Linked DNA regions of Homo sapiens: region 2 is linked to region 1. Evidence: chromatin contacts called from ENCODE Hi-C data. All regions are on one chromosome and are shown on one strand. Each heading gives the region's core, a stretch centred on a gene start or an enhancer-like site at or near the end of the contact. The rest is flanking DNA. Distances are from core to core; before and after follow the strand shown. Region 1 holds the start of DNAJC25-GNG10 (DNAJC25-GNG10 readthrough). Region 2 overlaps SNX30 (sorting nexin family member 30).

What was found. A loop is a pair of places that touch in the nucleus more often than their neighbours do. Pooled maps may share reads with other maps.
Region 2: a loop to region 1 is called in a pooled map, with 2.5 times the contacts of the local background. The contact joins the enhancer-like site here to the promoter of DNAJC25-GNG10 in region 1. A Hi-C loop is called at or near these places in 2 of 50 pooled maps.

The regions. Positions count from the first base shown.
Region 1 is chr9:111,628,877-111,635,742 of GRCh38, forward strand. It overlaps DNAJC25-GNG10 (DNAJC25-GNG10 readthrough), which reads left to right and starts at 2,458. Exons shown (of 3, transcript NM_004125.4): 1 at 2,458-2,867. The coding sequence starts at 2,532. DNAJC25 (DnaJ heat shock protein family (Hsp40) member C25) reads left to right here and starts at 2,458. Exons shown (of 4, transcript NM_001015882.3): 1 at 2,458-2,867. The coding sequence starts at 2,532. LOC107987116 (a long non-coding RNA gene) reads right to left here and starts at 2,327. Exons shown (of 2, transcript XR_001746897.2): 1 at 2,164-2,327. RefSeq lists enhancers at 2,322-2,411, 3,142-3,191, 6,171-6,315, a silencer at 2,502-2,791 and a cis regulatory region at 6,237-6,248.
Region 2 is chr9:112,840,470-112,846,433 of GRCh38, forward strand. All of the region lies in intron 6 of SNX30 (sorting nexin family member 30), which reads left to right. Among named protein-coding and RNA genes, the nearest start is that of SLC46A2, 47 kb to the right of the region's middle. RefSeq lists a silencer at 4,316-4,425 and an enhancer at 5,757-5,964. Within about 2 kb of position 4,407, at least 3 of the 41 ENCODE cell types and tissues checked have a DNase peak (open chromatin) inside an H3K27ac peak, as active enhancers do.

The DNA.
Region 1 (6,866 bases), core at 1,208-3,707:
GTGTTCCCTGTTTCCAGAGTGGTACCTGGTTGCCCAAACTGGGAACCTGGGCATTATCATGACTCACTCATCTCCTTCACTCTTCCAGAGCCAACGACTAAATACTGTCCATTTTGCTGCATAAATATATTTTAACTTTTTTCTATTTCTTTTCCTTTCCCAGAGCCACTACCTAGAAATAGACCTGTAGCATCTGTTACTTGGACTTTTTTTTTTTTTTTTCCTTTGAGACAGAGTCTTGCTCTGTCGCCCAGGCTGGAGTGCAATGGTGTGATCTCGGCTCACTGCAACCTCTGCCTCCTGGGTTCAAGCAATTCTCCCAGGCTCAGCCTCCTGAGTAGCTGGGATTACAGGTGCCTGCCACCATGCCTGGCTAATTTTTGTGTTTTTAGTAGAGATGGGGTTTCACCATGTTGGCTAGGCTGGTCTTGAACTCCTGACCTCAGATGATCCACCCACTTCGGCCTCCCAAAGTGCTGGGATTACAGGCTACTTGGACTCATAACTGTCTCCTAATGGTCTTCCTGATACATCCCAACTCATTTTCCCAGGCAGAGTAATGGTTCTGAAATGTCAATCCGAAGGTGTCACTTTTTGCTCAAAGACCCCATATTGGCCTTTCCATTGCTCTTAAGATAAGGAACAACTTCTTTGACATGGGATAAAATGACCCTTTGCAACTTGGCTTTCTCCAGTTTCATCTCCTACACTCCTTACCTCTACTCCTAGTCATATAGGTTGTCTTTCATTTTTTGAAAAGCTTTATTATTATTTTTTTCTTGCCCATGGCTCGTTTCTCTTCTTGGTACTTATTTCACACTCCCTTGTCCCCAAACTCCTCTCTAATTCACATCCTTCAAGCCATTCTCTATTCGTCCTCCAAAGTCAGTTTAGCTGTCAGCTCCTACTGGAATTGATGCTTGTAATTGATCCCGATCCTAATAATTTCAGGAGACCCTCCCATGTGTTTCCATTCATTTTATCTTTCTCATTATATATATATATAAGCATATATATAAGCCATATATAAGCATATATAAACATATATGAGATACAAATGTAAATAAGCATATATGATACACAAAATTGTTATTATATATATAACTTTTGTATCTCATTACATATACATGTATCTCTCTCATTACATATATAACTGTATATGTTGCTATATAGTCCCATGCAATATTTAGTGGGCTGAGGTGAAAAATAGACACATATATGTTATATATGTAATGACAGAGACATATATGTGTAATGAGATTATATATATTATATATGTAATGAGGGAGATATATGTAATGAGAGATATATATTTATTCAATGAGAAATACAAAATTATAATGTATATTCATTATGTATTATAAGTATATAATGCTATGTATCAGTATTTGATTTCACTTTATTAAAAGAGTTGATTATATCTGAACGTTTATTTATTTGTTACTGACTGTCATCCTCCATCAGAATATATGCTCTCTGAAGTTGAGCTTCTTGTTTACTTTGCTCACCACTGTATCCCCAGTGCCTAAGTAACAGTGCCCGGCTCAGAGTAGAGACTCAATAAACATTTACCAGATGAATGATAGAAACAGATTTTTTGAGGCAAAGTTTTTCATGTTGCCATATAGTCCCATGCAATATTTTGGACATACTTATACTAAAAAATTATTATCTGAAATTCAAATGTAGGCCGGGCACGGTGGCTCACGCCTGTAATCCTAGCATTTTGGAAGGATCGCTTGATCCTTCCAGCAGGTTGTCCCGGGAACGCGCAGCCCAAGGTGGACGCACAGACCCGCGTACAGAGATTTTTTATTGTCATGACTGGGGGTGGTGGCACTACTGGCATTTAGTGTGGAGAGGCCAGATATGCTGCTAAACATCTTACAATGCAAAGGGCAGCCCCTCAAAGGCAAAGAATTATCTGGTCTAAAATGTCAATAGCGTGGAGGCTGAGAAAAACTGAACTAGATGGCTATGAACTTTCAGGGTCCCTACCTAGTACACAGGCAGCGCCTAGAATTGCTAAGTTCATCTTCCGTTTGGAAAGGCAGCATGGGGTTAGTGAGAGGAAGGCGCCCGGGGCTGGTGGCTGGCTTTAAAGGCCTACGTGCAAATCTTCTTGACGCTGATAACGGGATGCGAGAGAGCCAGGTAGGTTACCTATTGCAGCAGGTCAAGTGATGATGTCGAAAAGGATGCGTGTGCCGGACACTGTGGAAGGTAAAGCGCTCCGCACAGCCCGCCTAAGTGCGCCCGGGACAGAGCCATCCCCCAGGTGCTACCAAACAAATCCTCCAGCTGCTGGTACGGGGAAGGTGTTCAGTGACACACCGGAAGCAGCCTAGTGGCTGAGGCGTCCTTCTCCCTACCAACGGGTTGCGAAGGAAGTAGTTGCTGTAGCCGCGCCCTGTGCGCCTGCGCGGAGGCGTCGGCTGCTGACGTGTAGCTGGGGCCAGACGGGACTAGCCGGGCGCGCGGCTGAGTGCTGCAGAATCGCTGGGGTGGCAGAGCCGCCAGCGAGGCTGGGGATGGGGGCGCCGCTGCTCTCTCCCGGCTGGGGAGCCGGGGCTGCCGGCCGGCGCTGGTGGATGCTGCTGGCGCCCCTGCTGCCGGCGCTGCTGCTGGTGCGGCCCGCGGGGGCCCTGGTGGAGGGGCTCTACTGCGGCACGCGGGACTGCTACGAGGTGCTGGGCGTGAGCCGCTCGGCGGGCAAGGCGGAGATCGCGCGGGCCTACCGCCAGCTGGCCCGGCGCTACCACCCTGACCGCTACCGGCCCCAGCCCGGAGACGAGGGCCCCGGGCGGACGCCGCAGAGCGCCGAGGAGGCTTTCCTGCTGGTGGCAACCGCCTACGAGACACTCAAGGTGAGGCCTGCGGGCGTGGAGGGGCTTCGAAGACTGGCCGCGGGAAGCCCACGGCGCCTTCCGACCCCGGTCCGCGGAGCGTGGGCCTCTGTGACCCCGAAACTGAGCACAGCCACCACCGCGACCTTTAAGATACTCACGTTTCCCACGTGGCCCTGTGAAAGAGCCGAGTCGGCCCCACGGGGCCTTGGGGGGCACAGCTAGCCTCCTTGCCCTCTTCCTTTTTGTGACATTGTTATGCAAAACTTTGGCCATCTTACGATTTCGTGAAAATATTTTAATAACGTGCATTTCACATTCGAAAAGCAGGGTGATCATTATTAGTAGGATCTGGGGTAGCCCACAACAGGGAAAGTCTCGAATATCAAGTGACAACTGTGATCGCATCAGTTTGATATGACAGAAAATTGGTTTCTGGAAATAGTGTTAATGGTGACGCTTAGTTTGGGTTTAAGGAACTAAGAAAACACTGAGAAGAACAATGAACACCAGTCAAAAGGCTGGATGTGAGTCTTTGCTGTGACACCCCTGTATGACCTTGGATAGTGACTTATTATGTTGAAATAGCTGTTTCTTCATATGCAAAATTAAGGCCATGATACCTCCTCTCAGAGTTATTATGGGGATTAAATGATAAGTGTGCGAACCGCCCCCCTTTCCATAGGATCCATAAATAGGTGCTTAATGACTTGGGTACAAAACTCTGAGAATTTCTAGTAGGAAATATTTTGTGAATATGTATTTGTATTTCATTTGACAGGTTTTATTGAGTCTTGTGGGGATGAGAGATTTAGCCCGATGCTGTTTTCTTCTACTACTGCAAAAAATCAAACCATCTAGGACATCACGAAGTATAAATCGTACTTGATGGTGGTATTACTGCTTGAAGGGCCCCATCATACTAATGCGTCAGCGATTGTAGTTGTAAAGTATTTCTTTTCTAGCCTTTTTTTTTTTTTCCCGAGGCAAAATTTTCTATGTTGCCAGGTAGCCTGCTTTTAATGATTGTACTTTGAGTGGATATAATTTTACCTTGGATTGTTCCTCCAGATTGTTTTTCCAGAGCTGAAAATAGTCAAGGAGCTAACAACTTTATTGATGCCTTCCAGAGCAGTTTGGATAATTTGGAGTCATAAAATGAGTGGTGGAGGGGCGGGCCCTGAACTAGGTAAACTAGGTGAATTGAACTAGGTAAAATTTAATTTACCTAGTTCATTAAATTCTCACTAGCGTTAGTGAGATTGTAATTTTTATTGGCAGTTAACTGAGGGATGGCTGGGGAACTGGGAAAGTGCTGAGGCCCCAAAGGGCTTTGTTGCCGATTATGTAAAAAGTGATGGAAAAAAGACTCCAGAAAAAATAGGAAAGAACTCTCCATCCAAGGCACTTCAGCATATGAAGCTCCAACCTCTGTTCCTTGTAGTCAGCCAGAAGCCCTGCTGGTGCGTGAGGGAGCCCTGGACCAGTGTGTGAAATCATAATGGGATTTACTAGGGATAGTAAAATTGATAGGATTAGGGATGTTAATCATGTTAATTTGTTTCAGGCGCGAGATGGTAATAAGGTTGTGGTGCTTGAATTTAGGTTGAGTGTCAGGAATGCAGTAGTTGTTAGGATGATATAGATAATTAGGTTAAAGATAGTGATATTTGGATTGTATATCAGTTATCCCATTATGATTTCACACACTGCTTTATAAACTAAGACCATGCAATAGTATTTAGTGTGTTTGACTTTTGGGGATTTAGGGAGTTTATGGACTTTGGAAGTTAAACAAGTGGACGCTTACCCTCTGTGTCAACCCATCTTCTGGAAGATGGAGAACTTCCAGAAGAGAGGGCAGCAGAAACACTGCCAGCTGTTGCCTTCTGCTGGGCTTTGTAGGAGTGGAGATGAGTAGTTTTGGCATGAGAATGGTGAGCATGTTGGTAAGAACTTTGAAAACAAGTGCCATGATTAGAGGGTAGAAATAGTGATGGTAGAGATTCCTGCTGGGAGGGCCACCAGGAGAGACTGATCAGTGCCCCCATCCCGGAACTGATCTGATGAATCTATATGGTTGCCTCTAAAGGTTTCTACCCCTAAAGTTTACCACTCATTGTCAGCTAATGAAAAGCTAGATAAAATAAGTGATCCACTCAAGATCAAGGAACGTTTAGGCAGTTAAAGACCAGTATGTCTGGAGTAGGTAACACTTGTACTCTTGACTCTGACGGGTTTGTGATAGCTACAAATATCTTGGAACAGGGGAGTGGAAGTGGAGTTGTACTGGTGGAGGAGGGAATGAGGGGAGTGTTCTGTAGCTCCCCCAGAACGCCCACTGTCTTACTGTGGAAATTATCTGTGAGACAAAAGGGATGTCTGGAGATATTTTGGACCCTGGAAAATCAGACCCAGCAGAACTCTTTGAAAACTTGCATTTTAAATTTATGGAGATGAACATATATTCATCTTCCAAGTGGAGCACCTCCAAGAACTATTTACCTCATTGAAGATGCTCTCTCTTGGAATAAGGATAAGGACTTTGACTTGCTGTCTGTGGGAGCAATTATTACAGGGTGGTCTGCTTTAACTTCTGTCATAACGGAGAATTGTGAGGAAGTTGCCAAAGAATATGTTTTCTGGGTAATGCAAGGTTTTAATGAACTGAGGTCATCCAATTTGGAGGGCTTCAGCCTTGCACATTATCCGTTGAGGCAATGGAGATGTAATGGCTGTTTGTTTGGATTGTATCCTCCGGCTGTAAAAAGGGTTTGTGAAGGATAAAAGGTCCAGGTGGCGTTTGCTAAGAGCAGGTCAGATAGAATAGTGGGAGAAGCTGAGTTCCAGTGGCTCTGGAATAAAAACGGGATGCAGAAGCCTGTATCTGAATGTTGATAATAAATGCATCACCAAAATGGAAACTATAATTATGTAAAACATCAGTGGATTTATGATTCTGAGGTGGTTTTGGTCAAATAAATGCCCTTTTGAGGGGGTTTTGTTTTTTTTTTTAGGTGGTGGTGGTTAAAAAATAAGTACACTAACATGACTTAAATACAGTTGGTAAGACAAGAAGATATGACATTTGATCATCACTATTTTAGCAAAAAGATTTTACCTGTGCATGGAGAAATGGAGGAAAACCAAAAAAAAAGAAGTGTGGGTAATAATGGAAGGCAAAGGCACTGGCCTCATGCTTTCACCAAGTCATGCTTAGTTCAGATTCCCAAATAAATTACAGTTCCAGATCTCAGCAAAACTTCAAACCATTATGATTTCACACACTGCTTTATAAACTAAGACCATGCAGTTGTATTTAGTGTGTTTGACTTTTGGGGATTTAGGGAGTTTATGGACTTTGGAAGTTAAACAAGTGGACACTTACCCTCTGTGTCAACATTGGATCTCATGAGGTAGAATAATCTGGTCCCACTTACATGTTTTTAAAGTGGCTATAGCACTTATCACACTGCATTTAAGTACTGAGTAGGTCTCTCTTTCCTACTAAACCATGCTCCTCATTTTTTGTGCGTATATCCATAGCACCTAGCACAGTGTCTGGCACATCAGAGCATTAATGTTATAAAAACTCTTATCTGGAGGCATTCAGATAGAATGGAAATGGAAAGTGGATTTCTGGCATTTTGACATTGGTATGTGCAACGCCCTCTGCCATTTCACTCAAATTAATTGCAGTTTTAAAGAGTGGTATAGATAAGTAAATTGGACGGTTATGAGTGAAAAATTCCTGCATGAGAGAAAAATTGCACTTCTACTTTTAATGTTCTGAGGGTTTTTAAGTGAGAATGATAATTTTTGAATGTAGATAAAAATTGGATAATACATGAAATATGAGAAATGGCATAGAAATAAGCAGATGAGAGAACAACTTGAAAGGATGCACTTAGAAAAACTATGATTGGTAAAAAATGCAAAAGCGTAGAATTTGATGGCATTTTGCAGGATCACAAGAAAAGAGCCTAGAAAAGGTCTTGGGAATATTTCTGGCATGAAGGT
Region 2 (5,964 bases), core at 3,157-5,656, 1.2 Mb after region 1:
GGTATCTGTGTTTTTTGTTTGTTTGTTTTTTTGAGATGGAGTCTCACTCTGTCATCACCAGGCTGGAGTGCAGTGGCACAATCGTGGCTCACTGCAACCTCTGCCTCCTGGGTTCAAGTGATTCTCGTGCCTCAGCCTCCCGAGTAGCTGGGATTACAGGCACCCGCCACCACACCCAGCTAATTTTTGTATTTTTAGTAGAGACGGGGTTTCCCCATGTTGGCCACCCTTGATCTCCTGACCTTATGATCCATCCGCCTCGGCCTCCCAAAGTGCTGGGATTACAGGTGTGAGCCACTGCGCCTGGCTGATATTTCTTTTTTTTTTTGAGACGGAGTCCTGCTCTGTCACCCAGGCTGGAGTGCAGTGGCACGATCTCAGCTCACCGCAAGCTCTGCCTCCCGGGTCCATGCCATTCTCCTGCCTCAGCCTCCTGAGCAGCTGGGACCACAGGTGCCCCCCACCACGCCTGGCTAATTTTTTGTATTTTTTTAGTGTCAGCCAGGATGGTCTCGATCTCCTGACCTCGTGATCCGCCCGCCTCGGCCTCCCAAAGTGCTGGGATTACAGGCGTGAGCCACTGCACCTAGCCCTGGTATCTGTTCTTAAAAATAAGTTTTTACAATTCCTGGAGTGTCCGTGGATTTGTCTCTTATGTATACACACCCTTCATCAAATATTCTCTTAACCTTGCCAGATGAAAAATCCAATGCATACACAGCACTGGGATACTATAGTACAAATTACTCTGTTTTTTTTCCTGTGGCAAGTATGTTAGTACTTAGTATATATTTGTATTTGAAGCACGATTTAAAAATGTCATATAGCAAGGATTTATCTGGCATCTATAAAACATTACACTGGGAGACATAGCTTGTGTAATTTAAGTTAGACATCAAAGAAACATTTGTTTGCTCTTTCTTTACCCCCCATGTGTGGGGCATATGTATGGAGTTTCTTGTTTACTGAGCCTGAAAAATCAGGTCAATCAGGCTGAGTGAATGGGATTGATTGTACACAGTCTTGTCTGGGGAAGGGCATGGAAAAGAGGAAGTGTGGACTGGCAGTCTCTGAAACCCAAGCTCTATCCCCGATAGTAGCTGAGCTGAGTCCAATTAATAAGAAACAGGGCCACTGCTCCTCCACTTTTCACCAGGAAAATGTCTCTGCAGAGTGCCCTGGGCACGATAGGAGTGATTGGATGGCAAAGCAAAGACTGTGTCTGGGATTATCAGGGTCTGTGTGGCTGGGACTAAAGACACCAGGAGAATGATAGATGTCTTAAGTGGCTTGCCCACCTTTTCACATTGCTGCTCTGTAAGAATTTTTAAGTATATTTTCTTCCTCCGAGAGAGTCATATAGTTCCATTTCCAAAATGGCTTTCTGATTTTTGAAACTTAAGTAGGGCAGACTTTGCTGTGCAGTATGGAAACTAAGCGTGGAGCAGAGGACTTGCCACAGGCCTGGCTGTGGCCTGTTCTTTATTTTTTGGAGATGGACTCTTGCTCTGTCGCCCAGGCTGGAGTGCAGTGGCACGATCTTGGCTCACTGCAACCTCCACCTCCCGGGTTCAAGTGATTCTCCTGCCTCAGGCTCCCGAGTAGCTGGGATTAGAGGTGCACATCACCACGCCTGGCTAATTTTTGTGTTTTTAATAGACACAGGTTTCACGACGTTGGCCAGGCTGGTCTCAAACTCCTGACCTCAAGTGATCTGCCTGCCCTGGCCTCCCAAAATGCTGGGATTACAGGCGTGAGCCCCCACATCAGGCCTGTGGCCCGTTCTTCATCAGCTGCTGAATGGTCCTCAGAGCTGAGAAAGTCCTGGGTTGGTTTTGGTGAGGAGTTACTGGTGTGGTGAGGTTCTGTCAGTCTATCTTCATCATGGCCTTGAGGGAACCTAATGGTGAGTGTTTGTCCTCATCATTTGGAAGTAGTGGCCTGTGCCTTAGGAATTTGAAATGGTGGATGGCTGGTCCCTCCCTGGATGGGAAAATGCCAGGGAAAAGTCCTGTCCTGATGGAGCTGTGGTGGGGGTTCCTCTCTGAGTTCGAAAGGGCCTTTAGGATCATCTTTCTCATTTGCTCATTGTTGACACGAAGAAACAGACCCTTGTGAGTAAATCTTTTCTCTGTTGCATGGCCACAGGACTATACTCCTTAGTGACCAATCAGCTTGTAGCTGTGTGTTTACTACTTGCCAAGAGGCAAACTAGGTGACTTTAGGCTTTTCAAGCCTGGCCTCCAACTGTATCTCTTTCAGGACAATTGTGGCTAGGTATGTTCTGTTCCCTTTGGAGGTAGAGAGCATAGAAAAATAGGGTCATTATCAAGGCACTCGGAACAAATGGAACAATGTGAGTTTAAGCAGTGAACAATGAGAACAGCTTGTACTAGAAAGACGGTTGAAGGCATGTGTCACAAGGATATGTGTGCGGGGACAGGAAGGTACAAAAGGTTAGTTACCCTTAAGCCCAGACTCAAGTTAAATACCTCGCAGACATCCACAGGTGAGCCCTTACATAGGATTTCACATCCTATAAACTGTGTGTGTATAATGAAATTAGGGTAGTGATGGGTTGAAAGAGGCCCTCTTGAAGTCCTCACCACTTTTCTGGCAGTGCCTTTTGAGTATTAGCATTGTCATGACTAGGCCAAATGTTGGAGAAGCTTTATTCCTGAAGGTTTGGGCAGGACTGTCTTATTTCCCACACTGCCTTATCCATAGAAGGTGGTCAGCAAGCATGTAATTGAATCGGACAATTTGGTAAATTTGCGACACTTACAAATATACAATGATTGCACATTGTACATCTTATTTTTAAGAGGTTTATCTATGTCAATACGCATGCTTATCTCAGGGGTCTTGGTGAATGACTGGGGTGGGGTGAGGGTCTGAAGTAAGAGTAGGTTGTAAGGGAAAGCCACATGGAAAAGGCTGTGGCTGGAGACTTGGAAGACATATGGGAGTGAGCTGCGCAAGGGTCGGAGGATGGAGCATTTTAGGCAGAGGGGAGCAGCCAGTGCAAAGTCCGAAAGCTGAAATGAGCTCAGAGTCTTTGCAGATCAGAAAGGCTGGGGAGTGGAACCTGGTGAGCAAAGGAGTAAGTGGTAAGCGGTGAGGTCAAAGAGAGGTAGGAGCCTGGTCCTGCAGTAGCTTTTTTTTTTTTTTTTTTTAGACAGAGTCTCACTCTGTTGCCCAGGCTGCGTGATCTCAGCTCACTGCAACCTCCACTTCCCGCTTCAAGCGATTCTCCTGCCTTAGCCTCCTGAGTAGCTGGGATTACAGGTGCGCACCACCACGCCCGGCTAATTTTTGTATTTTTAGTAAAGACGGGGTTTCACCATGTTGGTGAGGCTGGTCTCGAACTCCTGACCTCATGATCCACCCACGTTGGCCTCCCAAATGCAGTAGCGTCTTAAAGACCATCTTAAAGGCTGGTAAGAGTCTGGACTTTATTCTAAGGACTAGAAGAGAAGCCATTTGGTTTTATGCAGGGGGATGACAGGATGTGATTTTCACTTTAAGAAGACAACTAGTGCTACAGTATGGAGACTAGATTGTAGAGGATGAGAGTGGTGATTGGGAAGGCCGTTCAGAAGGCTGTCACAGGGAGCCAAGGGCAGAAAACTAGGTGGTGGAGCCTGGACTGCAGTGGTAGAGACGTGGGTGGATTTGGGGTATATTTTGGATGATGGGCCAATGGCACTTGCTGCTGTAGTGATGCAAAATAAGAAAGGAATTGGGGTTTTTGGCTTTAGCAGCTGGGTGGATCGCAGTACTGTTTATTGGGACGGGGAGGGTCCAGGGAGGAACAGGTGGAGCAGTTGGGAGTCCACTATTTTGGGCATGTGGAATTCAGAATGCCTCCTAATCATTAAAGTGGAGATGTCATGGCAGTTGGTTTTGAGTTAGTCTAGAGTGGGAATAGAAATTTGGGAGTCATTAGTGTATGAATGGTGTTTAAATCTCTGAGACCGATGGAGATTGTATGAGGAGATGTGATTGAGGTGCGTAGAGTGTGAAGGCCTGCGCCTGTGGCATGGTAATATTTATTGATCTATCACCTTAAGACGAAAGAACAAGTAGCAAAGGAGCCCACAAAGGAAGGGTTGGTGTGGCAGGAGGGAAGAAGAGGATTGCCTCCACGAAGCCAAGATAAATGTTTTAAGAAGGGGGCAAAATATATCTGTTGGATTTAATAATATAGACATCGTTGGTGATCGAGATTACAAGTGTGAAATGTGGATGCATAAGTTTTGGCTTAAAGACAAAGTTTTTCTTCCAGTTGGAGATAACTTCTACAACATTCCGGGTTAGTCCTTTTCAAAAGCCAATTTAAATTGTCAGGCGGTTTCTTCAGCCTGCCCGCCCCTTCCCCACAGGGCCACAAGGTGGCGCCAATGAGTCAAACTCCGGGAACGCGAACAGTTGGTGCTTTAGGTTGGCCATTTCCGGTGCCTTTCCAAAACTGAAATGAAGAGTTTTCTGGAAGATTGATTTGTCAGGGAAAAAATGTCCCCTTTCCTGAACAAAAGAGATTATACAGAGTGGCTAATTTCTTGCAGCTAAAATAATGTGAAGAAGCAGGATGTGAAATATGCCTGATTTCAAAGGCTTTAAAAAAATAAGAAAAATATTAAAATGAGAACTCTGAGATTCCCAGTAATGGCAGACTGAATACACATTTAAACTTCACCAAAATGACACTAAAACGATTTTGAAAAAAGTCACAAGCCCACAGACAAGAGCAACAGGCAAGGAGGCAATAGCAGTACAATTTTGGGAACGGATTGAGAGTTAATAAGTACTTTAAATGACTCAAGCTGATTTTGAAACCGACTGTGGGGGAAAAAACTGAGAAGCCACCTGGTTTACACCGCGGAACCCTCCAAAAAGGTCAAGAGTTGGCAGCACCACGCCCCTCTGGGACTGAGGTAGAGCTGAAGAGAAGAATAAATCTAGAGTCTGTTTAAGAATTCTAGCTTCTGATCCTCTCCTCCCTGCTCACACAGGGGCCACTTCCTTCTCCACTTTGGCAGAACTGGGGGTCGATTCTCTGGAGGGGGCCTCTGTGGAGCAAGAGACTCTAGGCACACTTGAGGGTGTTCAGTGAAAGATTAGTGATGTTGAGACTCTTCTCCTGCTTGACTCTCAGCCTTAGATCTTCCATGCAAGGAGGAAAAGAGCCTTTTCTAGAAAATCTGGACGGGCCAAGAGAAGTGACCCACAGATACTGATATTGGCTGGCGATGGAGAACCAGGGTGGTCCCTCAATGAAAGGACCCAGCCGAGTCTCCTATGGAGAATGTCAACAAGCCCTCTGTGCAGAGAGCTTTCAATCCATTTCCATGGAGTTTCCCTCTTGGATGAGTGGACAGACAAGGGTCACCAGATATGTAAGGGAAGATTTGAATATGAATATCAGAAGTAAAACAAAGAAGAAAAACCTATTGAATGAAACACTGATGGGGAAGAAAATTTCCAGAAAAAAATGTTAATATTTTCCAAAAGAGAAGATATCACAGCCATAAAACAGTAATTTTTAAAAATTCAGAGAACAAAGAGCTCTTGGAAATTAAAACCATAATAGGAATAAAAAAATTAATAGAAGAGTTAGAAGAAAAAGTTAAGCAAGTCACATATGAAAAGAAACCAAAAGAGAATTGGAGAAAAAAATATGAAAATTAGAGGATTAGACCATCTGAATAACAGGTGTGCAGGCAGAGAAACAGAGAAATGGGAAGCATCAAAGAAGCCATTCAAGGAAAAAGACCAGAAGGGAAGAAATAATGTATCACTGATTGTGTCTGTGTGATGAGATTATGTATGACTTCTCCCCCTCCTTTAAATTTTCCAAATTTTGTGTAAAAATATATTTTAAAATGAGGGGATAATGTGTGGTTTCAGTGTTACCAACATTGCCCCAGGACATCTAACTCGCAGGTGGTCCTGGTTTCCATA